2 separate regions of the Homo sapiens genome follow, and region 2 is linked to region 1. The links are chromatin contacts, found by Hi-C or POLR2A ChIA-PET in ENCODE. All regions are on one chromosome and are shown on one strand. The core of a region is the stretch at or near the end of the contact, and the rest is flanking DNA. Distances in the headings are between cores, read along the strand shown.

Region 1 (3,747 bases), core at 783-3,282:
TAAAATAATATTTGTAAATTTCATGGCCCATAGAGTTCAATAAACATTGATGATTATATTGAATACTTCCACTTCTTATTATAATTAGTGGTATTATTAATAATAGCGCCTTACCAGGTGAACCTTCCTAGGGAGAAAAGGAGGGTTACTCCTGGGGAAGTGTTCCTTTCTCTTTTTTTTTTTTTTTTTTTGAGACGGAGTCTCCGTCGCCCAGGCTGCAGTGCAGTGGCGCGATCTTGGCTCACTGCAAGCTCCGCATCCTGGGTTCACGCCATTCTCCTGCCTCAGCCTCCCGAGTAGCTGGGACTACAGGCTCCCGCCAGCACGCCCGGCTAATTTTTTTGTAATTTTAGTAGAGATGGGGTTTCACCGTGTTAGCCAGGATGGTCTCGATTTCCTGACCTTGTGATCCGCCCGCCTTGGCCTCCCAAAGTGCTGGGATTACTGCACTTTGAGCCACTGCTCCCGGCCGGAAGTGTGCCTTTCTAATGCCAGAGAACAGTCCCTTGGTTTTCTGAACTGACCATGTCCCATAACTGGGAAGGGCAAACAAGGCTTGCCATCTTCCTAGACGTCCAGTCCACCAAGCAGAGAAAGGCCAAGCCCATCTGGGCTCCTTCCCCCTTTGCCTAGAAAAATACGGCAAGTGCAGCTTCCCCCAGGCCACCAGGAGAATGCTTGGCCCCTCTGGGGTGGTTCCACTCTACCTGTGGGAGGGCTCAGGATTCCAGGGCCACAGAGCCGGGCTGGGCAGGGTCACAAGAGGAAGGAACGGGGTTCTTAGCCTCTCTGGCCTTGGTGCACTTGTCTGCTCCCAGGACGTTTCTCGATGGCTCTCCCCGAGGACTGGGAGTACCCAGCCTGGTGCCTCCACCCTGTCTTAGCACAGGCTACTGACTCAGCCCAGGTCCTAATGATGCACTTCAGAGGACGCCCTCATTCCAGTCCTCATTCTGACTCCAGTCTGACATGCATCTACAGCATCAAAGGAGGGGGCCTGCCTCGACCTTAGCCCAATCAGCTCTCCTTTCCTCTGCTTTACGGGGGTCCATCTGGGGGATGTTCTCATGCCCATTCCAGGGGAGGTGAGCAGCCCCTACCACTACCTCCAGCTCAGTCCCATTCTAAAGGCAGCCAGGTCAGGAGGTAGGATGTTCACTCTTCAGGGAAGGGCTAGAATGGGTTGGCTAGGGCTTCCCTTGACTGTTGAGAAGTTGCTCTCTCCGGAGCACCGCGTGCCTGCTTCTGGTTTGGGACTGGTGAGAATTTCAAAGCTGCCTCTTTCTGGTTTGGGATTGGTGGAAAATCTCCCCTTCCGCTTAATTGTTGCCCAACCCCCGCCCCTAACCCCCTTTAGCAAACTGACCGGGGAGCTTTAAGAGCAGCGAGTGAGCTGCACGCACACGTGGGGAGGGGGTTTGTCAGTGTCGCTCAGGCCACATACCACCGATATACACGGGGCACAGCGAGGAGGACCCGCCAAAGCAGCATTTCCTTAGAATACACTGATCAGCACACAGTTGGCTCTTCCTGGCACCCTGGGCTGTCAGCAGGCAGCCCTCACACAACTGGCAGACACAGCTGGAGCGTCCCTGCACAGCCGGCTCTCTCCCTATATTTCTAGTGTCCACTCTGCCCAGAATGTCGTGGACACCTTACTTTCTGAGCTCCAAACCGGCACTGATCCCCGAATCCCCCCTCCCGGATCCCCGACAGGTGGCACGTACCTGCCTCTTCTTGGAGTATGGACGAGTCGAACCGGGCACAAGCATGGAGCTGCGGGTGAGTCCCGGCTGGCGCTGGCGCGGCGCAGTGAGCACCAGCTGACGAAGAGGGCTCCCCGGCCTCGGCTCCTGCCTGACTCTCTCCCACCTCCGCCGGGGGCCCAGAAGGGACCTCCCCGGGAAATCGGCGCCACCCAGCGGGCAGCCGCCTCATCGCGCCTGGGCCGGCAGAGCCACACCCCGCGTCTCGCGTCACTGAGTCGCGTCACGGCTATTGGCTTGTTCCTACTGTGGCGTCATTAGAGCCCGGCCTCCGGCTGGGGCCACCCAGGCAACCGATATACACAGAGAACCACGTGGAGGAAAAGCACGCGAGTTTGGAGCGGGTGGAGCAGGAACAGAGGTGGACTGGAATGTCACACGACGGGGCAGCTGGAAGGTATTGGGAAAGAAGAGGCGTCATGGGAGAAGGCTCGGAACTTGAGCCCTGGGGCGTATCAACTTTCAGTTTTTAGGGAAGGCTAAACGTCCCCCACTCCCCTTCTCACTGGGCTGGGGGAGGTCCTGTTCCTCAGCCTCTTCTCTTTTTCTCTGCTGTCAAAGACACTCTCCGCTCATTTTACTTTCATGGGACCAGTGATTAGTGATGAATGCCTGAGTGGGTAAACGGAGGCACTGAGTCAATGAAAGAATTCTCTTTGGTCTTTTCAAGAAAAAGCCGAGACAAAACTTGAATTTTTGCTGCTCCCATTCCTTTTATGTAACCTTCTCCCGACTCCCCCGATGTTGATGAGGAAAATCGCACAACCAGGTAGCTGGGTACCAAGGCGAATCCAGGTTTTCAACTTCAGCTGCTCCATCAACCCTTGCAGCTGCCGTTAACTCCTCCCATCTTCACCATAGATCTCTCTCTCCATCGCTACTCTCCTCAAGTCCTTCCTTCTCTTCTATTTCCCAGAGAAATCAGACGCAATCAAGAGGGGAATTCTTAAATTTCTACCTACAAACATGTCTGAATCCATTCTTATCAGGAGCAGTGAAAGAGGCACCCCTGTTCTTGTCCAAGGCACGATTCCCTTCTTGATTTCAACTCTTGTTTTGTTTTTGTTTTTGTTTTTTGTTTTTTTGAGACGGAGTGTCGTCGCTCTTGTTGCCAAGGCTGGAGTGCAATGGCGCGATCTCAGCTCACTGCAACCTCCAGGTTCAAGCAATTCTGCCTCAGCCTCCCAAGTAGCTGGGATTACAGGCGTGCGCCACCACGCCAGGCCGATTTTTTTTTTATAGAGTCTTGCTCTGTTGTCCAGGCTGGAGTGCAATGGCATAATCTCGGCTCACTGCAACCTCCTCCTCCCGGGTTCAAGTGATTCTTGTGCCTCAGCCTCCCCCGAGTAGCTGGGATTACAGGAGCCCACCACCACGCCTGGCTAATTTTTGAATTTTTAGTAGAGACAGGGTTTCACCGTGTTGGTCAGGCTGGTCTTGAACTCCTGACCTCAGGTGATCCACCAGCCTCAGACCCCCAAAGTGCTGGGATTACAGGTGTGAGCCACTGCACCCGGCCCCAGCTAATTTTTTGTATTTAGTAGAGATGGGGTTTCACCATGTTATATTTCCTTAGGGCCCTCATTCCATCACTTCATTTTACAGATGGATATTGGACATGCCAGTCACTCTTCTAGAAACTGGGGATATAGCAGGGAACAAAACAGGCACAATCCCTGCCCTCAGGGAGCTTACATTCTAGTAGAAGCAGGACTAAATAAGTAGAATATGTAATATGTTAGATGATGCTAAGAGCTATGGGGCACATCAAGCAAGGAGGAGGTGCGTTCGGAGAAGGTAACATTCAAGTGACCTGAGGGAGGCTAGGCGTGAACTACACATAAATGTGGGGAAAGAATGTTCTAGGCAGAGAGAAGAGTAAAAGTAAAGGTCCTGAGGTGGGAGCGACCTGCCACTTTCGAGGAAGAACAAAGTCAATGTGGCTGGAGTGAAGAGAGAGAAAGATAGGGAAAGAGTGGGA
Region 2 (3,747 bases), core at 503-3,002, 740 kb after region 1:
CTCACTGAAGAGTCCTCCAGTGCTATGTCTAGGGTGGGGGCTGACCCAGTCCCCTCCCTCCCTGTGCATGGCTGGCATGTGACCAGGAGCCCCCAGGACAGAACCAGGGTCTCCCAGAACCAGGTCTCATTGAATGCATGGCCCTGCCCTTGAGCAAATGGTCCCCTCAGAGCACTGGGCAGAGGGAGACCCTGAACTTAGCAGCTTCCCCTGGGGAAGCCACATCCCCACACCCATTTCATCCCATCTGGGTCTTAAGGTGCTGCTCGCTTGCCTCACCACCTGGAGCTCCAGGGCCAGCCCCATTTCCTGCCGTGCCTTCCTTTCCAGTCACAGCCAAGTTGACAACTAACCACTGTACGACTTTTCACTGCAGAAGTACTCAAATCAGTAGAGATTCTCTTTGGGTCCTCGTGCCCTCATACTTGTGGGGGGGGTGGCGCATTCCCCACACTTAAGCCCAAGGTGGCTGCTCAGACCCAGTTTTCCCCAGATCCTTCCTCAGGGATCAGAAGAGCACACAGACTCAGGGATCTCCAGGGATGCCGAGATTCCTGGCTGTTTTTCCTCCAGCCTAACTAATGGTGTCCCCCACACATGTACACACACACACACACACACACACACACACACACACACACACACACACTTTAAGCTCGGTAGGTAGGACCCCTCCCTACCCATGCCTGGACCCTCCACCCATCCTAGCTTCCCACATTCATCTCACACTGGGGTCCCAGCCCTGTGCCCCTGGACCCACCTCTATGCCCCTCCTGCCTGCACAGCCCCACATGAACTCTGTGCACCCTTGAGCTGAGCCACCACCTACCTTTGGTGCCATAGAGATTGTTGAAATTCTTCTGGGTGGTCTCCTTGGTGAAGCGGCCAGGAGACGAGGGCTGGTATGATGTCCGGACCCCACCTGTGAAGCAGATGAAGGGGGCTGTCATTGCAGAAAATTGTCTCATCAGGACTCCTTGCCCCCAAAAAGTTGCCCAAGTGCCCATCACAGGACCTGGATTCCACCACTGAGAGAAGTCCTTTGGGTCTGACATAAGTCAATCAACTAATTTATCACCCAAATTGGCATGCTTTTGAGAGTAGAAGGACTCTGTTAGTAACCGTGCAGAGAGCATCAGCATAAACTTGGAGAGGCCATGGCAACCACGAGGGCAGAAGCAGTAGGCTCTCAGCCACGTGAGGGTGGGGCCTCCTGGAAGTGGCCTAATGAGCCAGAAACACCTCCCAGGGGCCCACCCAGGCTGCTGCTTCCCGGGAGATCAGAGCCTCACTTCACAAGTGCTTTCCTTCCCGCACACCTGGGCTCTCACAACAGCCTTGTGAGGAAGCAGTGGGGACTGATACCACCACCGATACCCAGCTGAAAACAATGAGCTCCCCATGTGTATTCTAGCCCTCTGTTACCTCTGTCCTTCCCCACCTGACCCTCAGATGACACCACACCCCCATTTCCGGCCCTGCCAGTCCTTCCTGTAAGCCTTTGTGCCTGTGTTCCCTGATGCCCTCTGCCCTTCGCAGTCATGCTCCCTCTACTGAGCACAGGTTCCTGGAAATTCACCCCTCCAGGGAAGGAGTCACAGCCACTGTCAATCCCACTGACCTCAAAGCTCCCAGACTCAGGACCCAGTCCCTTTAGGGGCCTTGTTTCTTTCATCTCCTTGGTGATTGCTTCCTGTTCTCCCCCCAACTCCACCCTGAGCCTGGGAGCTCCCAGAGGGCAGATTTCCTGTCCCTCCTGTCCTCGGCACAGGCTACCCACAGTGCTTGGGCAGGGATGCCGGGGGAACCTGTTTCTTCCATCACAGACATCATAGACTGACTCACAGTGCAGAGCTGGGAAGTCTCCCAGCATGTGAGCACAACCTCCCCTCTCTTCAGATACAGGTACTGAGGCCTGCCCAAGATGCCCCAGGCCCTAGGCCCTCGGGGTGGCATCATAGTGGGTGCTGCTGTTCCCTCCACCCCCTCCCACAACCTGCAGGAGGCTCACACTGGGCCCTCAGTCTCCTACAGAGCAGGAGAGACCCGCAGGAGCCTGTCAGGGCACTCGATGGCACCCCAGGGCCTGGTCCATGGATGGAAGGGAGAGACAGGAGGGACAGGGCCAGGGCGAGGCCAGGTAGGGGTTCTGAGGAGAGGGGTGCTGGGGCCGGCACTCCCAGAACTTGCCCAAAGGCACAGCACCCCAGGCAGGGAGGAGGCAGGCTGGCCGGCTGGGGCCTGGCCCACACCAGGAATGTCAGAGGAGGGAAAGCCCAACAACCAAGAAGCCCAGGGGTTGTTTTCAAACTGGGTGGGGCGGCACAGGTGCTTTTCTGTTGAGCTCATCTCTCCAAATCCCCCAAGCCTCTCCCATTGTGTGTGTGAGTGTGTGTGTGTGTGTGTGTGTGTGTGTGTGTGAAAGACGTGTGTGAATTACTGATTAGCTCCCGGAGGCTTCCCCCTCCCCAGCCCCTGTGCCTTACCCAGGCCTCCCTCCTCCCCCAGCCTCCCTCTCCCACATGCACAGGCACACACCCTCATGGTCCGAGGGCTGGCACACCCACCCTTATGTAACGGGTATTGCTGTGGTTTGTTGCTGGCGCCCAAGAATGTGAGAGGCCACCACAGGGCAAGGACAGGCAGGCACTGGTCTGTGCTAGGCCGGCACCTTGCAGGCTGGGACTGTCCAGGGCCTGAGAGGGAGGGCCAAGGGGGCCAGGGTGCAGAGCCAGGAAACTCAGAAGAGGAGGGACCACTCTCCCTGCCTAGGGGAGCAGAATGGTCCTGGGGTCGGCAGCCATCTCACAGGGCTCAGCCCCTACAAAACCTGAGCCAAAGCAAAACACAGCACCGGCCTGGCAGAAGGGAGCCCAGGAGACCTCCGGAAGGAAAGAGAAGCAGAGGTGTGGGCTGGAAGTGAGAAGGCAAGGAGGGCAAAGAGGTGCTGCCTGTGTGGCCCGGGAGGAATGCCTCTGAGGAGCTGGCACCAGGTAACTTCTCATTCGAACCAGGACACTTCTGAGAGCTAACACAGACCTGTTCATCATCACATCAGGACAACACGTAGATGCCAGGACTTTCCCAGGCAAACTGGACATGCCATCACCCCCACTCAGAAGGAACCTGGCTGAGAGTCACTGCACGGACTTTGGGGGCCCCTGGGCAGCAGGAGAGACACTAGGTCTGGGGTGAGGGGCTCCCTCTTACCTTTGGGTGTCAGGTACATGGAGTATCTCTTCATGGTGTCCGGTGCACTCCACTCACCCCCGAAGCTGTTCGTGTAGTTGTTCACATAGCGATGGTCACCACCTAGGAAGCAGAGGGTCGGGTCAGCAGAGGAGCCAGGTGGGAAGGAGGAGCCAGCCACTGGGGACTTTTGGGGCTCAGATGAGTCACCCCATAGCCCTTCCCCTATCTCCCAGGCAGATCCAAGTTTCCCCAACCTCTCAGAGAATATGACGCCCTGCCCAGCATTCACTCGGTTCCTGAGCTCTTGGTGGAGAAGGTGTCTGCAAAGAGCCATCCACCCTCTTGAACTAAGCCCTTGTAAATACGATTGTGTGCACAACACTTCCTAGCACTTCACCTTTACAAGGTGCTATTAATGCCCATTTCTTATTTGATCCATACATCAATTGTGGTTGTATCCCCCTGAGACAGATAAGGAAATTGAGACTCAGGAAGTAAGAGAAGCAGCTTGCCCAATGTCACATGCCGATAAGGGCAGAGTTGGGGATTGAGCTC

The links. A loop is a pair of places that touch in the nucleus more often than their neighbours do. ChIA-PET counts read pairs that join two places held with the same protein, here RNA polymerase II (POLR2A).
Region 2: a loop to region 1 is called in a map of mammary epithelial cell, with 3 times the contacts of the local background. The contact joins the enhancer-like site here to the promoter of USP2-AS1 in region 1. A Hi-C loop is called at or near these places in 1 of 168 maps with a recorded cell type or tissue (mammary epithelial cell). POLR2A ChIA-PET finds 5 or more read pairs at or near these places in 1 of 52 experiments (MCF 10A).

What each region holds. Positions count from the first base shown.
Region 1 is chr11:119,379,746-119,383,492 of GRCh38, forward strand. It overlaps USP2-AS1 (USP2 antisense RNA 1), which reads left to right and starts at 2,033. Exons shown (of 4, transcript NR_034160.1): 1 at 2,033-2,163. USP2 (ubiquitin specific peptidase 2) reads right to left here and starts at 1,945. Exons shown (of 13, transcript NM_004205.5): 1 at 1,728-1,945. RefSeq lists an enhancer at 1,023-2,012.
Region 2 is chr11:120,119,744-120,123,490 of GRCh38, forward strand. It overlaps TRIM29 (tripartite motif containing 29), which reads right to left. Exons shown (of 9, transcript NM_012101.4): 5 at 3,211-3,312; 6 at 830-922. Among named protein-coding and RNA genes, the nearest start is that of TRIM29, 16 kb to the right of the region's middle. Within about 2 kb of position 1,753, at least 6 of the 41 ENCODE cell types and tissues checked have a DNase peak (open chromatin) inside an H3K27ac peak, as active enhancers do; they include mammary epithelial cell, where a contact is called at or near this core.